Regions from separate parts of the Homo sapiens genome. Here region 1 is linked to region 2. The links are chromatin loops, found by intact Hi-C in ENCODE. Cell type or tissue: HepG2. All regions are shown on one strand. Each heading gives the region's core, and the rest is flanking DNA. Links, peaks and the distances in the headings are about the cores only.

Region 1 (10,197 bases), core at 1,511-9,510, 54 kb before region 2:
TAGTTCCTTGTCATGTGGGTCTTTCCATAGGACTTGTTGAGTGTCCTCATGGTATGGTGGCTGACTTTGCCCAGAGACAGTGAGCCAAGAAAAGGGAAGGTGAAAGTCACTATGTCTTTTAGGATCTAGTTTTGAAAGTCATATATCATTGTCTTCATAATATCTAAGTAGTCCTAAAGGCTATCCATACTCAGTGTGGGAGAGGAGAAAATCACACAAGGGCATGAATACCAGAAGACAAGGACCATGGCAGGTCATCTCGGAGGCTTGCTAACACACCCTATCACCCTCCTTTGTTCAAATCTTGCAAAACCTCAGCCCTGAGAAATCTAAAGCATGGCGCTAACATCTAACCCATTGAAAAGCATACCAACATGCTGAGTGAACTCATTTTAAGTTCATGACCACAGACATCAAATGAAACCTTAGTGCTGTCTGACTATCCTTCTACATGCCTCTAGGCAATTTATTCTTTTCCTAGGGTGACTTTCCCATATCTTCATCTCTTTTATACCTGGTCTCATTCTTGGCCAAAGTAAAATAGAAGCTATCAGAAGAACAATTCTACATACTTCCACCAACAAATTACCAACCCAGCTATACCCATATACTCTACCTTCTCACCTGTCACTACAGATGGTCAGCTTTTGCTTCTATGTATGTGTTTTAATGTATTAGTCCATTTTCACACTGCTGATAAAGACATACCTGAGACTGGGAAGAGAAAGAGGTTCAATGGACCCAGCAGTTCCACATGGCTGGGGAGGCCTCACAATCATGGCGGAAGGCAATGAGGAGCAAGTCACATCTTATGTGGATGGCAGCAGGCAAAGAGAGAGAGCTTGTGCGGGGAAACTCCCGTTTTTAAAACCATCAGATCTCATGAGACTTATTCACTATTGCAGGAATAGCACGAGAAAGACCTGCCCCCATAATTCAATTACTTCCCACTGGTTTCCTCCCACAACATGGAGGAATTGTGGGAGTTATAATTCAAGGTGAGATTTGGGTGGGGACATAGTCAAATCATATCAATTACTTTCATGGGGCTGCCATAACTAAATACTGCAAACTGGATGGCTTAGATCAACATAAATGTACTGTTTCCCAGTTCTGGAGGGTACAAGTCTAAAATCAAGGTGTCAGTAGGGCTATACTCCCTCTAAACACGCTAGGGCAGGATCTGTTCAGGTCTTTTTTCTGTTTTTTGGTGGCTTAGGCATTAACTGTCTTGCAAATGGCCATCTTCTCCCTGTGCTCATCCCATAGTCTTCCCTGTATGTGCGTCTGTCCTGGTATCCAGATTTCTCCTTTTATAAGGACTCTGATCGTATTGGATTAGGACTTACCCCAGTGACCTCCTTTTAACTTGATTACATCTGTAAAGTCTGTATTTCCAGATAAGGTCACATTCTGTGGGACTGGAGGTTAAGACCTCAACATTTTTTGTAAGGGGGAAGGTAGATGGGGGACACAATTCAACCCAAAAGCTTAGACTAATTTCCCATTTGTATGCTGAATCCCATTCCTTTCCACCAGCCAAATGGATCTTTCGGCAATTGTACCTGTTTCCCCCTGCATTATCTATTTTTCCCTTTCTATTGATCATTCCCATCATATAGAAGCAGGATCTAATAACCCCCATCATAAAAGCTAACCAACCAATCAAAGAAACAAAAAACTTGCTGATCCCACTTATCTTATTTACAGAACTCAAAAGAATTGTCTTTACTCTATGGCTCTACTCCTTCCCCTTTGCTTTCTCTGAAGCTCACTTCAATAAGGCTTTAACCTACCATGCCATCAACATCTCTTTGGTTATGGCCAAAAGCACTCTATATATTATCAAATTCAATGGGCAGCTCTCAAGTCTTGTCTTACTTGACCTGTCAACTGTGTCATTTGACACAGTAGGCCACTCCTTCCTTTTTGAACCCATTTCTTCACTTAATTTGAGGACAGCACTCTCTTTTGCTTCATCTCCCATCTCACTGGCCATTGCTTCTCAGGGTTTAGTCTTTGAAACTCGTCTCTAGATGCTCCATGCCTTGAGTGATGTCACCCAGCCTTGCGGCTGTATACCATCCATATCTACATACACTAACAATTCCTGACCTCTTTCTTTAATGCCAGGCTTGTATATTATGTTAATCCTTCCTCTCTACTCAAATGCCTGATAGACTTCTCAATATTTTATGCCCTAAACTGACCTCATGATGATCCTTCGTGCATATCCTAGTTCTTTTCTTGTCTTCCCTGTCTCAGAAAATGGCAAATTCATGATCCTAGTTGCTTAAGCTAAACCCTTGGCATCATCCTTAATTATCTGTCTCTTTTTCTCATGTCTCACATACAAGTATCAATGAATCCTCTTTGCTCTACTTCCCCAATACATCCCAAATTCAGGCATCTATCACCATCTTCATCATTGTCAATCTGGAGCAAGCCTTGATTCACCTTCGCCTGGACTATTATAATCATCCCCCAGTTAGTTTCCCTATCTCTATTCTTGCCCACCTCTAGTCCATTCCGGACCCAGCAACCAGAACATGTAACTCAAAATCCACCAATAGCTTCCCTTCTTGATAAGCATAAAATGCCAGCTCATTTCGTTGGCCTTCAAAGCTCCCCATGAGTGCATTCTTGGCCACCTCTGACAGAATCCTGTACCACTTATTCCTGTATTCCCTCCACTCCAGTCACGCGAGCATCCTGGTTCCTTTTTTACCCTGCCAACTGTGCTTTCTGCCTCATGGCCTTTGCATTCACTGTTCCTTTAATGAGGAATGCCCTTCTTTTAGGTATCCACATGGTTTGCTCCCTCATTTCATCCAGGTTTCTGCCCAAATGTCTCCTTGTCAGAGAGGACTTTCCTGCCCACTCTAGCTAAAATAGCAATCCCTGTCCACCAATATTCTCCATTTCCTTACCCACTTTCTATTTCTTCATAACGCTTATCACGGCTAGGAACATTTTATATTTATTTGTTTTTTTCCCTTACCTCTTTAAAGTATAAACTTCAAGAGAGCCACGACTTTGTTTACTGATGAACACTTCCTTAGCTCCTAGCATGGTATACAGCACATAGTAAGTGTTGAGCAAATATTTCTTTGTCAGTTAATGTGTTAACTCCCTGTTTCTCTCTCCTTCTTTCTCTTCCATTTTCATTCTCTTCCTTCCTATCCATTTTTACTTTTTCTCTTTCTTTTTCTTCACATTCCACTTCCATCTTCATTTTTGCTTCATTTTCAGTTTAATATCAGAAAAACAGATTGATTCAAAGACTTTCAAAAGGAGAAAATTCAATGTAATCCTTAAAATTGTTATGAAAATTGTTATAAAAATCAAAGCAGAACCACCCATAATTTGGTGGTTAATTTTCAAAATAAAAAGCAGCTGAAATTTTAGGGCTAATTGCAAAAATGAATAACTAGATTAATCCATCCCTGCATTGTTTTAACCTGAGTTTCTAAGACACTGACTTTTCAAATAAGCTAATATAAAAGAGGGGCTCCAAAAATTTACCCATACCTATGACAGAAAGTAGCTTGCCTTTCTGTGTATTATTTATGCTACATGGATTAAAAATTTTATAATAAACTTCTTAGTAAAGAAAGAAAATATCTCATTTTTCCTCTACACTTTTGACTTCTTCTTCTTTTTTTTTTTTTTAAAAAAAATTCCCATCTGCTTTAATGTTTTTCTTTGGTTAATATTTTGGGATTTGTTCAACAAACTTACTTCTTAATAATGCTTGATTAAGCCTTGTTTGCAAAATCAAATATCTACAGATGTGGGCAAGAAACACAATCAAGTAGGCTCAGGGTAAAAAAAAATGTCTACAGTTTAGGGGCCTGTGACAAACTGGAGACACATGCTTTGTGTAAAGGGAATACTATGAAAGTCAAAACAAATATGGGTGCAGTACAAATTTAGCTGGTAGTTTTTTGACCTCTGACTTAGGTGACTATTATAATAATCTGGTAGCTGCTAGTCCTTATATTCCTAGTAGCTAACTGTGGGAGGAAGTGCATGGTATCGAAGTTACAAAACAAATATTAGAGTAGGGAAAATCAAACTTCTATGAAAAATAAGTCAGCAAGTGAATACGTAAAATTGAGTGGGTATGTATGTGTATGTGTGTGTGCATCTTCAAAATAATAGTCAATTATTATGCAGTGATGTACTGTGGCTCTCTGGAAACATAAGAACCACATACAAAATATAATGGGATGAATCACAAAGTCGGTTGCAGGTAGACATATGCTTGGGTACAATTATTTTTAGGGTATTTTCTGCAAATAATGGAAGTTAAAAGGAGAAATCTAATCAAAACCAGAATCAGCTTCCAGACAGCCAACCCATCTCAGATGTGAGAACTTTTTGTTAGCTGGTTATACCATGCCTTCCACTCCGTGGTGAGATGATGAAGATGCCCCTGGGTGAACTGCACCCTGGTTTTCTTCCGTTTCGTATACTTCGTTCTTGCTTTGTGCATACCTGAAATCCATGCAGACTGGAACGCACTGTGCACAGTTGTGTGGTGACTGACGCCTGACCGCTTCATCATGTGTCTTAGTTCATCTGGGCTGCTGTAACAAAACGCCTTAGATTAGGTCATTTGTATATAACCAAGATTTATTGCTTATAGCTTAGGAGTCTGGGGAGTCCAAGATCAAGGCACCAACAAATCCAGTGTCCGCTGAGAGCTTGTTCCCTGCTTCAAAGATGCCCTCACATAGTGACGGGGGCAAGGGAGCCCCCTTGGGCTTCCTTCCATAAGGGCACTAATCCCATTCATGAGGGGTTATGACTCATGACTGAATCACTTCCCAAAAGTCCCATCTATTAACACTGTCACATTGGGTATTAGGCTCCAACATATGAATTTTGGGGGAAACCAACATTGAGACCACAGCGCCATGGAGCTGTGCTAAGTGAGAGAGCGGTTCCTGTATGCGGGGGTTTTCGTTAATGCAGTACCATTTAAAGTGAGGATTGCTTGTATCAGTAAATCAAGACAGCTTGTTTTTCCATACCTTTGAACTCAAACTTACCTAATGTTTGCTACTTTGATGTTTGTTTGTTTGTTTTCAGATACTCATTTAGGGACATAAATCATCATAGTTGTAAGCCCGTGCTCCAGGGTCAAAAAGAATATTGGGTTCAAAGACCAGGTCTGCCTCTTATTGCCTCTGTGACCTGTGAGACGTTTCTTAACCTCTCTAAGCCTCTGTCTCCTCATCTCAAAAATGGAGATAATCATACCTCACAGCTTTGATTAATGTGAAGATTAAAGTGAGATGCTGCTTATAAAAAACTTAGCCATAATAGGTAGCATAACAATTCTCAGTATATATTATCAATGACTCCCTTTGCTATTACTCCTTTTATTAGTAATACAGAGCACAGCTACTCCTTGAAGTGTTTCATAAAGTTTGGTGACACTCTTAACACTCCTGAGAGGTCAAGCATACAATTGGCTTAGGTTGGAGGAACAGTGAACTTGGTGGTCTTGTTGAGCCCTGGTCATGCATAACTAGGATGCCAGATGCTTCGACCTGTAATAAAAAATTCCCCTTGAGCTTGGTAGAATTTGGCAGGCTCACCGTTCATCCTTACATGAGCCGTGTGAGTCAAGCACTGGGCCAGCTCGGCAGAGGCATCGAAGTTCAATCACAGCGCAAAATCTAATCAATTCTCACAGTCAATGAATGAACTGATGATTCAGGTATTTATAGCAAAAGGTGTGAAGAGATTATTTGGAACATGGTGGAGGGTAAGAAACAGGTATAAATCTATTCCAGAATTTCATTTCTTGTGAGTCTTCTAGGAAATGAGATGAATGAACTTTTAAAGAACATTCATTATTCAGCTGAGATTTTTGAGCATCTACTATGTGCCGGGCATTAGGCTAGCTTCTAGCAAAGGAGCTGAGAACAAGACTATGTGAGCACCAGCTCTCACAGTGTTCAAAATTTATGTCAACATCTATGCTGAGTGTGTAGCCCTTATTACTCAGCTTGGCACTTTACCTTTCTCTAAGTTGTCAGAAACTACTAGAAATTTGAACGGTTTCCATCAATGTATTCAAATGAATTGCTTTAGTGGTGGGCAGAGGAAAGATCCTGTTTTTTCCTCCCCTAACACGCACATCCCATTAATCAACAGATTCCTTGTTATTTAATAATAAATAAAAATACATTAACTTGTTGAGGCAAACATGTTTCCCAAAGCCATTATTAAAACTGAATTACCAACAACATGGTTTGAACAGTAATATCATGACCACAAGTCATTTTTCTCAGTTGACTTTCTGACTGGTGATACAAAATCCATGGGAACTGTCTGAATTGCGAGGCAAATATTTTAGTAATGAGTCGATCCCCAAAACAATTTCAACACTGGAATGGAAATTTATACATTCCTTAAGCTTTGCTTCAAAGACAGGTAAAATTCCTTCTGAATTGGGTAAATGGAATGCATTCTATAAACTGTACCCTTTTGTTACAATGAACCCAATTGCTCCCGTCGTTCATAATCTGGCCCAGCAAGCCAATTCTTTGTTCCATTGCTAATCCATAGTGCAGATTTTAATCTCCAACAATTAGTAACCCATTCCTACATATCTTGGAAAGTTCATGACTGTCAGGGTAGGCAATTTTTACGTTGTGTATATAGGTCTCCAAAGAGACAATACATGTTTGTGGAATGAATACATGCTTTTAAAATTCCCATTTCAATAAGTGGAGTTTGCAGGATACTTTAACATAGCCCAGCTGAGAAAAATTTTAGTGAAAGAGGAATCTAGAATAGTAGTTTCCAACTGAGGGTGATATCATCCCCCAGGGGACATCTGACAATGTTTGGTGTCATCTTCGGTAGTCACATCTGAAAGAGGGTGCTATTGGAATCTAGTAGGTAGAGGCCAGGGATGCTGTGAAATATTCTACAGTGCACAGGACAGCTTTCCTACGATGAAAAATTATCTGGCCCTAAATGCCACTAGTGCTGAGGTTAAGACACCCTGATCTGGAGGGAATGCTTCTCTTTCTTTCATCTCTCTCACTGGGGAAGTCAGCTGTGTTGTGAGTAAGCTCCAGCAGCCCTATGGAGAGGTCCATGTGGTGAGGAACTAAGGCTCCCTGAACAGCAGTCAGCAACTTGTCTGTCACCTAAGTGAGGCATCTTGCAAGGGCATTTTCCAGCCTCGGTTGAGCTTTCAGATGAAAGCGGCTCACGCAGACACCTAGATGGCAACCTCATGAGAGATTCCCAGCCAGAACTAGCCAGCTAAGCCACACCCAAATTCCTGGCCCTCAGAAGTTGTAGACCAGTGGTCCCCAACCTTTTTGGCACCAGGGACTCGTTTCATAGAAGACAATTTTTCCACAAATGGTGGGGTGGTGGGGGATGGTTTTAGAATGAAACTGTTCACTTCAGATCATCAGGCATTAGTTAGGTTCTCATGAGGAGCAACAACCGAGATCCCTCACATGTGGAGTTCACAATAGGGTCCACACTCCCATGAGAATCTAATGCTGCCCCGATCTGACAGGAGGCGGCACTCAGGTGGTGATGCTCGCTTGCCTGCAGCTCATCTCCTGCCATGTGGCCGGTTCCTTACAGGCCACAGACTGGTACTGGTCTGTGCCCTGGGGGTTGGTGACCCCTGTTGTATGTGATACATTCTTCTAAGTCATAAAGTCGTTAGTAATTTCTTACGTAGCAGCAGAAAACTAATATAAGTACCTTACGTTGTATCTACACCGAATGGCTTCATTTTATTTTCCTGTATTCCGGTGAGTACAAGAAGAATGGTGAAGGATATGCTTTTTGATTTTGTGGAGAAATGAAGACTTGCAGAATAAAGCATCTTGCTTAGTTAATAGAGTCACAAGCCATTTGATGGAGTACCTGTTGAGAGTATAGCCTAAGGAAGCCTTGACTTTGAAGCCCAAATCTGCCACTTTCTAGCCAAGTAACATCTCTAAGCATTGATTTTTAAAATATGGGAACAACAGGAGCACCTGTTTGATACGGTTGCTATGGAAATTACAAGAGATAACAATGTAATGTGCTTAGCACAATGAGTGGCTGATGGTAAACGCTCTACAAATGTTCATTGAAGAAATAGTTGTTATGATTACATGAGTGAGTGAGTTTTTTTTTTTTCAACTCAAATCACTCTGTTTTTCTGTTTCACATCTTTGCCATTTAAAGGTTTGGGAATGAGTCTCAAAGCCCATGATTTGTGATCTTCTGGCATTTTGCTGAGGTTGGGATTAGAATTATTTAAGTTGCAAGGTGGCGTTTGGTGGAACTCAGCGATCTCCCAGCTGCCTGTGCAGCTGTCTCACCAGAGCCAGTGAGGCACTCATTCTGGGGGCAAAATTTAGCAGAGTGCCAAAAATCTCAGTACTGTTAGGGTAAATATTTTTATATAATATTTTAAAAATCCAATTGGCAAATGATGGCTAACCACCTGTTTTTGTAAATGAAGTTTTATTGGCAGTTCACTACTCACAGCTGTGAATTCAATAATTCACATCACGCTTTTTAAGATGATTATTTTCTTAAATTTATTTTTCGTTTATATTTACAGTGAAATTTTTGCCCTTAAGCAATATTCATGTGTGCAAGCAATTGTGAGGTTAATGGCACTTATCCCCTGGAATGGGTCTGTATGAATTTGGAAGCTGTGGCAACATGTTGCAGACAGCTTATCATGAACAGTTGTGGCTGGAACTGATAATGTCTTCTCTCATTGCCAGGCTCTTGATCCTTCCTAATTCATATGATTTGCATCCATAATTTTGGAACTAAAAATATGTCTTTTAAACAAGTAATATATAAAGAGAAATGTTCCAAATCCTATTTATATTTTAATTTATTATTTTTTATTTCCATAGGTTTTTGGGGAACAGGTGGTATTTGGTTACATGAGTAAGTTCTTTAATGGTGATTTTGGTGTACCCATCACCCAAGCCCTACTTTTAATTCTAAGGTGATAGAGATCCAGGATTAAAAAGAAGGATAAACAAAAAGAAAATAGAAGTAAAAAAAAATAGAAATCAAAGCATCAACTAATGATATGGAAAAAGAAAAGCCAAACCTTTGTTCTTTGAAAAAACTAAAAACAGGCTTTTGTTGAGATACAGACAGCAAAAAAAAAATCCTAAGAATAAAGCAAAAACTTCTACAATTATAGATGTTTTAAAAAATCGTAAGTGAATACAGTTAGCAACTATGTGCCAATAGGTTTATAAGTCTAAGTGAGATTGAGAATTTTCTAGAAAAAAATGTAAATTACTTACACTGACACAGAAAGTAGAAGAAAATCTAAATAAACCAGTAACCATGAAGGAACTGAAGTGGTGGCAAACATCTGCAGGCCTGTGCCAGCGCTGGCTCCATCGGTGGGGACCTGAGCTGGGTAGTCACATGGCGGCCCCATGCTTAGAAGTACCTTGCTCAGGGTTTAATTCTTTGCTGGCTTTGGGTTTAATTCTTTGCTGCTACTATCTTAAAATTCTTTTTCTCTTTCTTTCTTTTTTTTTTTTTTAGACAAGGTCTCACTCTTCCCACAGGCTAGAGTCCGGTGACATGATCACAGCTCACTGTAGCCTCAAACTCCTGGGCTCAAGTGTCACAGCTCACTGTAGCCTCAAACTCCTGGGCTCAAGTGATCCTCCTACCTCAGTCTCCCTAGTAGTTGCGACCACAGGTGTGCACCACCACACTTGGCTAATTTTTTTTTTGAAGTTTTTGTAGAGATGAAGTCTTGCCATGTTGCCCAGGGTGGTCTGGAATTCCTGGGCTAAGGTGATCCTCCAGCCTCAGCCTCCCAAAGTGCTGAGATTACAAGTGTGAGCCACCACACCTGGCCTTAAAATTATTAGTTTGTTATATTACCATATATAAATTATAATATATGTTACATTATCAACTGTTAATTATATTATGAAAATATAGTAACATATTATTAACTAATATATTAATATATATTATAGAATTAATTATAGTATATATTAATAAGAAGCCCTCCTTTTAATTTTGTGCTTGGCCCTGCAAATTATGTAGCCAGACCTGTACATACTGGTATACTTTTATAGGTGAGTTTTTCAACTAATTTTACAGTACTGATAATCTAAAAACTTTTGAAAATAGGAAAAGAAGGCAAATTACCCAGTTCAG
Region 2 (10,197 bases), core at 844-8,843:
TGTAGAACAGTGCCTGGCTGGTAGTAAATACACTGTAAATGTCGTCTATTAACATATTATCCTCACCTCTGATGCATACTTGCTCACTTACCTTTTCTTTTCTCAAAACCACCTCTCATAAAATAATCTGAAATTCCTTATTGATCTCATTCAAAATCTGTTTCTCTCACAGGCGTATCCTCAAATGAAGCCTTGTCTCTGTGAAATTCCTGGTAAGAGAAGTTGAGGCATCAATAGTGGATCAGGAGGTATTTTTAGGGGAAGAGGAGTCTCAGTATTCATGGAACTCAATGAGACCTCCACCTACACAAGGCCAAGGCTGCATATGGATGTAGAGAAATAAAACTCAGATGTTGAAAAGTATCTGAAGAGATGATAGCAAAGGGAAATTATCTTTTATCTTTCAGATAAATCGTCATTTTATGGAATGCCACAGGAAGAAGTTTTCTTTACAAGTTCTGAAGACTTGTGATGAATGAGTCCATAGTTTCACCTTTGAAAATGTCCCTGGGAGTGTCAACCCCATCACTTTTACTTATATTACACTCATAATCAGTTCATCTCGCCAAGAAAAATAATATTATCCTCATGCCCAAACTTGTGACTTGATTTGAAAACCAGTAAATCAGAAATAAAACTTCCCATGTGTTTTTTTCCTACATGAATCCAAGTGACTCAGATATTGTGTTATTCAATAAGACTATTACCATGACTCAGGTAAAAGGGCCGTTTATATTTTCTGAAGTCTCAAGTCTAGGGTCCAAAATAAAACTAGCATCTTTTATAGAATAATTTTTCTCTAAAATGAAATGTGTATGTCACCTGGTTGTCAAAATCCTTATTTAAATCTTTAAGGAGAAAAGCAATGGTTTGGAGAGTGGACTTAAGCAATTGAATCTTGGATTCAAATCATAGCTCCAGATTGTATCAGCCTCTATAACTAAGAGCAGGTGGCATTACCTTTCCCAGTCTTGGCTTTCTTATTGGTGAAAGAAAAAAAAGAGAATATTACCAGTCTTGAAATGTTGTTGCGTGTATTCCTACTTAGCAGGGTGCCTGGCACATATATGCAGGTAATATAAGGCTCTGCTTCGCTTCTGGCCAAAACTTCCTGGCACAGGAGGACATGGTTCTCAGATGTGAGAACATGTTCTGTCTTCTGCAGGAAACCAGAAGGGGTTCTCCCTTCTTTGATTGCAGGAGGAAAGAATTCTAATGGAATCCATATGTTCTTTGGCCCCATTTAAAACTCCACACTCTGGAAAAGTAGATGGTGTCCTGGAGTGAATCCCAAAGTCAGGCCCACTGGAAAGGGTCACTGGGCTTTCTCCTGCTTCAGTGGCCTGGGATTTTAAAAGTTGGAAAAGTTTATCCATACAACTTTATTGGAAATGATTGTTTTTTATTCTATTCTTGCCCTTTTATGGTATAAAGTCTTTGCTTTTATGTTGTTAATTTTAGATTTAGGCTTCTTTGATTTCATTCACTTCCTTAACAAAGTAAAAAGTTGGCAACTCTTTGAAGTTGCTGCAACCATATTCCCAACTACAGCATCCTTCTATGAGCCTCTGCTCTCTTAATGGGTATAGCCCAAGGGCTAGAAATAGACCAATTCTTGGCCAGGCGCGGTGGCTCACGCCTGTAATCCCAGCATTTTGGGAGGCCAAGGTGGGTAGATCACGAGGTCAGGCGTTGGACACCAGCCTGACCAACATAGTGAAACCCCGTCTCTACTAAAAATACAAAAATTAGCTGGGCGTGGTGGCACATGCCTGTAATCCCAGCTACCTGGGAGGCTGAGGCAGGAGAATTGCTTCAACCTGGAAGGTGGAGGTTGCAGTGAGCTGAGACTGCGCCACTGCACTCCAGCTCCGGCAACAGTGCGAGACTCTGTCTCAGAAAAAAAAAAATAGACCAATTCTTTTTCTCTAATCAGGTAAAATGAACAAGGATATTTTATTTTAATTTTTTAAAGACAAAGTCTTGCTCTGTTGCCCAGGCTGCAGTGCAGTGGCATGATCATAGCTCACTGCAGCCTCGAACACCTGAGTTCAAGCAATTCTCCTGCCTCAGCCAACGGAGTAGCTGGGACTATAGGGGCGTGCCACCATGCTTGCTAATTTTAAAAATATATGTATTTTTGGTAGAGATGGTGTTTCCCTATGTTGCCGATGTTGGTCTTGAACTCTTGGCCTAAGCAATCCCTCCCACCTTGGCCTCCCAAAGCGCTGAGATTCCAGACGTGAGCCACCATGTTTGGCCCCAGGAAATTTATAACTAGGACAATAAATGAAGGCACAAGAGACCAATCCCAGTTGTTCTATCCTCTACTATTCTGTCAACCAACTTTCAAGAAACTAACATTCGTGACATTTATAAGATGGTGGCCTCTGCTGCATGCCAATCTTGTGAAGTACACACAGGGGCATGCCAGGTATAAGACAGTAATTACAGTCTCCAACACAGAACTTCCCGGAATGGAATCACGGCTCAAAGAATCCCACAAGGAAAGACAAGCAAGTGAGCGTGAAAAGCCAGATGTGAAAGGCAGCAGAAATGCTTCACGTGAAGTAAGTAACTTATGGAAGCTCTAGAAAAGCAGGAAGGGATTAAACATGCATTGATTACGATATGCTAAATGGGCTGGGCGTGGTGGCTCACGCCTGTAATCCCAGCACTTTGGGAGGCCAAGGCGGGCAGGTCACGAGGTCAGGAGATCGAGACCATCCTGGCTAACACAGTGAAACCCCATCTCTACTGAAAATACAAAAAATCAGCCTTTTACTCCTAAGCACTGATTTGGGATTTGAGAAAAATTTTACAAAAAATCAGACTTTTACTCCTAAGCACTGATTTGGGATTTGAGAAAAATCCAGCTCATCCGTCTGATCTGGCCTCTTGATCTCAGAAGCTAGGGGAGACCATTTTTGCTCCACACATAACTAAAGCCAATAGAGGAAGGTGGTTTGCAGAGGTAAAGAGGATTGAAGCAGTTGAGCAGACAGCACAGAGGAGAAATGAGGCAAAGGTCTGATGTCCTAATGGTTTCCATCTGCAATCTCTTCCAAAGGCACTTTCTGATCAAGTAGCAATTTGGACTTTTTTTAGTTGTAAGCAACAGAAACTGGCCCGGCTATCCTCATCCATAAAGATTGTATTGCATTCAAAGGCTTGCAAAAGTGTGGCTAGATGATCAAGCTTGGGGTGTGGGGAGGATTCCAAAACGGAAACCCACCACTGATGCATGGCCAGAACCCCCCACCAGAGGATCCTGCTGTGAAGAATTAAGAGCCGTGGATCCATCGACGCCAGGTCATCTACCCACCCTCTGGCTGCTGGCAGTGGGAAGAGCGAGTTGGTGCCCTTCCACTTCTGTAGTTGATACTGGGGTCCTGATTGCTACCGGGGTGCTCTGGTTATATATCACACTCCAGACTTGGTGGTGTGAAACAATAACAGTCTTTTATTATTATCATACCTCATCATGCTGGGAGATGACTCTCATCTCCTCACTGAGGTTTCCTGTGCAGTTGCAGAGAGTTGGTGACCGGGGCTAGATTCACCTTAAGTCTTCCTCACTCAAGTCTGGCAGTTGATACTGGCTGAGAGCTGGGGTCTCAGCAGGGACCATTGATTGGAACACTGCTGGGTGCCTGGACTTCCTTGCAGCACAAAAGGTGGGCACCAAGGGTTAATGCCCCCAGAGAGAACAAGGTAAAACTAGATTACCTCTTCTAGCCCAACCTTGGAAGTCATATGGCAACTTCTGCTTCTGCTGCACTTTTTTGGTTAGAGGGGACTCACCAGATAAGTCCATATTCAAAGGAAGGGAAGTAGGCTTTTGATGGGAGGATATCAAAGAATTTGCAGAAATGTTTTAAAAGTACAATTGCCTCAACACGAAGGAATCTACTTGATTTCCTAAAACTAGAATCCTGGTTGCTAAAGGTTCCATAAGACACCCCATATATTGCTTAGCAAATCACCATTCATTGTTTAAAGTAGTTCAAATTAGTTTCAATTTCTTGCAGGCAAAGACACCCAACGGAAGCATTGGATTCCAAGACATTGAATTCCTTGAAAGGAGAGATTTAAAAGTACCTAGAATACAACCTTCCATATGACATTTATTAAAATTGGACAACTATACTTTGAGAAAATGATTGATATGAATTACAGTGTGATTGACCTATGGTCTCAGATCCAAACCGTAAACCCTACACATTCCCACGGCTAATCGTTTTAGGAATAGACCAATCCCCAGATAGTAAGTGAAGACTCAATGGATTTTGGAAGTCAGTTTGGCACAAAGACCCTGGAACAGCTTCCGGGGCTAGAGGTGGAGTTTCCTGTTGCTGAGGTGGAAGATCACGAGACAATCAAGAAACATGCCTCTTCCATGGCTTGAGGTCAAGTCTAAGCTTGCTCAGTATCTGTTACTCTCTGATTGAACTTCCCTTTAATTCTCCCATCAGCCAAGCTTTGTCTCTGAGGTCTTATAGGAAGTTTTTGGCAAAGTGGCAGAGGTGGTGAAGGACATCATGAAAAACCTGGAGCCAATGAAGCAGAAAGACTTATTCTGGAATACATGGTGTGGCATCCTAGAAAACTCTAGATATGACAGGTAAAAACCTGTGGAGGGAAGAGCGCGTTAACATTCAACATTGAAGTAAGTTAACCTCAACGAATGGTTGTTTGGTTGACAAAAAATAGACCCAAACAGAGTGATATTCAGCCAGTATCATTCAAATACCTGTGGGTTATCTGAACAACATTCTTGCTTTCAATTTCTTAATGCTCAAATTGCTTAGACATTTTTTCTTTCCCAAACAGGTGGGTAAATCTAACTTTTTTGGTGTCTCTCTTGGACATCCCAGTTAATGCTGATAGTTAAATTTATACTAGACAATCCCATAGGAAGCTGCCCCTCAGAGATCCGCCTGCTTCCTGGAGACACTTCTGACATTCTTCAAAATTGCCAGATAACATTTGAATAGCTCTGCGTTAGAATAGCCAATAACCCCTGCATTAGAATAGCCAATGTAATCACTGATTCTTCAGCTGCACTCCAGAGCCTTAGGGAATAAGTTGCATGAAAAATTTTATGTGTATATAATATATAATTATATATATATCATCTACATATATTTATATAATATATAATTATTATTTTATCTACATATATTTATATAATATAAATATATAAACATTAGTTTATATAGTTATAGAGAACAGAGGGCATAGCATGGGTGAGTGCCCCCAGAGAGAATAAGGATGGAACAAATATATAATAAATATCTATATTTATATATATAAACAAATGGAACAAATATATATAAATATTATATGTGTATATGTATATATAATAAATATATATTTTAGATATTTATGTATACATTACATATATAAATATATATATACATATAGTGAATCAAACTCGCTATAGCGAGTGCTCATGCTGTGAAAGATATCTGGGAAAGAGACTGATGGAGGGAACCGTATACACCCCAGGCTAGACTCTAAGCTTTTTGAGTGTGGGTGTCATATCTGTTTTGTTTGCCAGTGTATGCCCAGAACCTAGCACAGTAAGTGACACCTAGATGACAGGACGGACTTTGCAGGCATGCAGCCCGTGTGGTCACACAGGGTCCTGCACTCAGAAGATCCCTGCACATGACTCAGTGCTCTACTGTTGCCATCCTGAAATTGTTAATAGTGTTTGAACAAGAGGCCTTGGGTTTTCGTTCTGCACTGGGCCTCACAGTCTGTGGTTGCTCCTGATGACATTCAATAACTATGTGTTGCATGAATGAGTCAGAGGCCAAGGCCAGGATTATGTTCCTACCCTACCCTTAAACTCTGGGTCAAGGTGAGAGTGTTCCTTTACCGGAATCGAAGGTTCGTCTCTCTTGCTCTCATTTGCTGTTTTCAGGCTGATTTTTCCAGCAATGAGTAACAGCAGGGGCCATCCGTTTACTTCAAGGGAAAACTCTCCTCCCCATGTGCAGCTGGTCTGACCCGGTTCTGCAGCAGGACAATTTGCCAAGACTTTGATGCAGAAAATTCCCTTAAGGGGACTTATTTGGTCGTAAGTATCGTGTGTGAAAGACATCAATATTTAAGTCCTGGTTGGGCTTCATCAGATTCAACCCTGTTCTTGTCCAGTTTTATCAAAATGTATAAAGTCTAATCTTAGGGAACAAATGTGCAGTGATGCTAATGAATTTTAATAGCATTGGACGTCTTTGATGCCTTGTCTTATGTCCTCCTGACCTATCTTGTTGCTCTGGCATTAAGTTGACAAACAGCTGTGGCCAGGTGAACCTGACCTCAGTAGTACCTCATGTCCTGGGGCTTTTCTACTGGCCACAGGCAGCACCTGCAGCCATCTAGCGCAAGACCAAACCTGAAAGTGCAGGAGAGGTAACACCTACCGGGGCAACCCTTGGCTGAATGGGGCTGGGTGGATAAATGCTGTCTCTGTAGTGAGGACAGTTCTGAGGGACAGGTGCTGGAGACCAGAGGGTTTGCAGGAGGAGCAAGCTCCAGCGGCCCACAGGGTCATCAGCCCAGTGGCAGCCCTTGGAACAGCTTCCTATCTTCACCTTTTTCACGTTTCCTCCAGCTTCCCCAGATCCCTTCCCACCATGAACTCCCTGCAGCAAGCCCTCGTCTCAGGCTCTGTCCAGACGTTAATGTAGCCGTGACGCATCAGTGAGCACTCTTTTGATTTTAAGTGACAGATAACTAAACCAAACTTTCCTAAGCAAATGAATTCAATGACTCAAGTCATTGAAAAGTTCAAGGGGACAGCTAGCTGAGCTCTCAGTGTGACTAGGGGAATGCTTTCTATCAGGCCCTGTTTTATCTCTCCCTGTTCCTCAGTTTCACTTCTGTGTTGGTTCCGTTTTTAAATGAGTTCGCTCCTGATATGGCAAGATACCAGCCACTATGCCAGAACTGCCATTTCTACAGCTTCACAGCAAATAGGAAGAGAGGGCTTCTGGCTCCCATTGGAATCAGAAGTTGAGGCTCTGATTGGCCTCAGTTTGGTTCTGTGCTTATTCCTGAACAGTCATGTGACCATGAGTTGCTGAATGGCTGACGGCTGTTCTCAGGCTCCACCACTAAGGTGGTATGACAGTCCACCCAGATCACATGGACTGATAGGGAGGAAGGGGAGGGTCCTCACATTGAAATCAGGGCTATTGCCAGAAGAGCACGAAATGGGTGTCGGGAGGCAAGCACCACATGTTCAGGAGAACTAATTCTTCTTGGGCAGCCAATCAAATGTGGAGTCTGATAAATACAATTTTGCTTCCCATTCCCCATCAGCAAAGAGATTATTACAAAATAAAGTCTGTAATGATGAGTTACAGTTGGATATAAACCTATTAAAATAATGCATTATATAGATTAATTCCCTATGTATGCATTATTCAAGTGCTTTTAATACAGTTCCCCCCCTTTGGGGAGTGGGATCTTAAAATAAAAAGGAGAAAAGTTTTCATTGCTATGTTGTCCTATATATCTTGTCAAATTATGCAAAAAATACATGTAGACTTGTTTCACAAACATAACTAGATAGCATAATTACTTGGGTGGTACTAAAATTTGTTTGAACAAAGTTAGTTCTAAAGGAAGTGAGGCAGGATTCTTTTTGAGAAGTATAATATTTAATTTTTATGGGTATGGGAAAATACAGTGTAGATGAGAATAACTACGATTTGTATCCTTATTTTATCAGATAACAGTTATATAAGGTATAGAAACTTAGAGGCATTACCCAATTGTCCTGAGCCTCCTTTCACCACCTACAAAATGAAAATTATACCTATAGTTTGAACTGAATTAATTTGCAAAATTAATTTAAGAACCCAAAGTATATATTAAATGCTTAAGAGAAATACAGCCTCTTTTTAAGGCCATTGACAATTTAGGGACTGCCCCTCCTCCTCATGTCTTCGCAGACAGCTTTTCCGGAGCTTAGCAAGTGGTAGCTCGCAAAGTACTGAAATCTTCTCCTAGGATCCATGTCCTACACTGCTACAAGAATCACTGATTACATTGGCAATTCAACATTTATTAGGTCAAATGGAATCCATCGTAGCCAGGACCTCAGCTCTCCTTCAGTATGCTCAGATAACACCTGACCGAATATGGGAAGAGGCTCATTGTGTAAACACAAACGTGGAAGTGCCTTTTATTAAAACAAGATTTTACCTGTAGAAAGATTTGAGCATTCAATTTGCCTCGAGGTAGCATCTTTACCTGGAAATGAAATCTCATTCTGTTATTGGAGCCAATGTGTTTATGTCACCATTGGATGCAGGAACAACTTAAAAAATAATAGTATACATATGTTATGATTAACTCTAAACTTTTGTTTACTTTAAGGATAAGCTAAAAAAACTCACTATTGTCAAAAATAGCTTCTGTAATTTGTTCTTTTCACAAGAAGTAAAATTCTTGTGTTATTTTTTATTCTCTGTACCTTGCGAATAACTCATAACTTAGGAGTTCCCAAGTTATGTTCATTCCTCCATTGCAATCTCTGTCCCACCCTTCCCTTTCTTTCCATTTCCGTTGCAATGTAATGTAAGGTTAAGAGCATGGAATGCAAGAGGTGCCAGTTTCAACTCTAGCTCTACTGTTTCTAGCTCTGTGTCCTCGAGCACATTATGTCCCGTACTCTTGCCTCAGTTATACCATCTGTGTGTAATAATGATAATACTACCTCCTTTATAGGGTTGGTTAACTAATGGTCTGTTTTATAAAGGTCTAAAAACATTGTATACGTTGAAGGGCTTTTAAAAATGCTGTACTTTTAGCCAGGTAAAAATTCGGTTAAGAATTCAAACTAGCAAAAGATGATTCTACTTTGGCCCAAAGGCAGTGGTTTCCTGGGTTTGTGTCATCTTGCTTTGCAGCGTGTAGACAATTCTTCAGGAGTTGCAGAGAGAAAAATAACATGCCAGATTTTGGGGTCACAGTGCCATCTGCTGAAGAAAGGAGTGTTGCTCGAACAATGAGTCCACATGATCACAATTTGCGTAAGTACTAGGCCTAGCCAAAAAACAAAACAAAACAAAACAAAAAGAATGCAATAAGTTATGGACTCTTGTACATTGTAGTGGAGTGAATTCCTCAACAGCTTACGCTGTATTATATATTACTGTATTAATCTCTAAATACATTATCACTTATTTATTCATGCATTGATTTATTCATTAGTTAACATTTGTTAAGCACCTACTTTCCTGTTGGTGCCGCAACAACAGAGATGAAGAAAACAGGCATGATCTGTTTCCTTTGGTGCTCTCAGTTTAACAGGGACACAGAATTCAAAAGGGAATATACCAGGGAGGCGTAGAAAGCTGCTTTAGGGGGCAGCGGATGCTGCTCTTGTCTGGGAGATGGGTGCGTTTGAGGAAAGCTTGTGTCTTAGTCAGTCTATGCTGCTACAACTAAAGTCCTGAGTCTAGGTAATTTATAAACAATAGAGATTTATTCCTGACAGTTCTGGAGGCTGGAAAATCCAAGATCAAGGCACCTGTAGGTTTAATGGCTGGTGAGAGGTCCAGTCTCTCCTTCTAAGATGCCAACTTGTTGCTGTGTCCTCTGCAGGGCAGAATGCTATGTCCTTACATGGTAGAAGAACAGAAGAGAATGAACCTTGATATGGTTTGGCTGTGTCCTCACCCAAAATCTCATCTTGAATTGTAATCCCCATAATCTCCATGTGTCAAGGGAAAGACCAGGTGGAGATAATTGAATCAAGGGGGCGGTTTCGCCTACTCTGTTTTCGTGATAGTGAGTGAGTTCTCACGAGGTCTGATGGTTTTGTGTTTGGTAGTTCTTCCTGCATTTATTCTTGATCTTGCCGCCCTGTTAAGAAGGTGCCTTGCTTTCCCTTCACCTCCCGCCATGATTGTAAGGTTCCTGAGGCCTCCCCAGCCATGTGGAACTGCGAGTCAATTAAACCTCTTTCCTTTCTAAATTACCCAGTGTTGGGCAGTTCTTTATAGCAGTGGGAGAATGGACCAACACAAACTCGTTCCCTCAAGCCCTTCTATAAGAGACCCAATCCCATTCTTGAGGGCTCTGTCCTCAGACTTAAAGACCCCCGCCTCATTGTAAAACCACATTGGCCATTAAATTTCAACTACGAACTCTGGAGGACACATTCAAATCATA

Evidence for each region. A loop is a pair of places that touch in the nucleus more often than their neighbours do. Peaks named below come from ENCODE experiments on the same cell type or tissue, not always from the same donor. Only the 100,000 strongest peaks of a DNase experiment are listed, where the experiment ranks them.
Region 1: a loop joins it to region 2, with 5 times the contacts of the local background. A loop is called at or near these places in 6 of 110 quality-filtered maps.

What each region holds. Positions count from the first base shown.
Region 1 is chr20:54,134,666-54,144,862 of GRCh38, forward strand. It overlaps a transcript of CYP24A1 not described here. Among named protein-coding and RNA genes, the nearest start is that of CYP24A1, 34 kb to the right of the region's middle. RefSeq lists an enhancer at 4,287-5,486. In HepG2, for the core only: no CTCF peak of the experiment used is centred there; a DNase peak (open chromatin) is centred at 6,476.
Region 2 is chr20:54,189,188-54,199,384 of GRCh38, forward strand. It overlaps LOC105372675 (a long non-coding RNA gene), which reads left to right. Exons shown (of 4, transcript XR_936882.4): 3 at 173-212; 4 at 408-665. Among named protein-coding and RNA genes, the nearest start is that of PFDN4, 14 kb to the right of the region's middle. In HepG2, for the core only: CTCF peaks have their summits at 5,639 and 6,570; DNase peaks (open chromatin) are centred at 5,754, 6,524 and 7,094.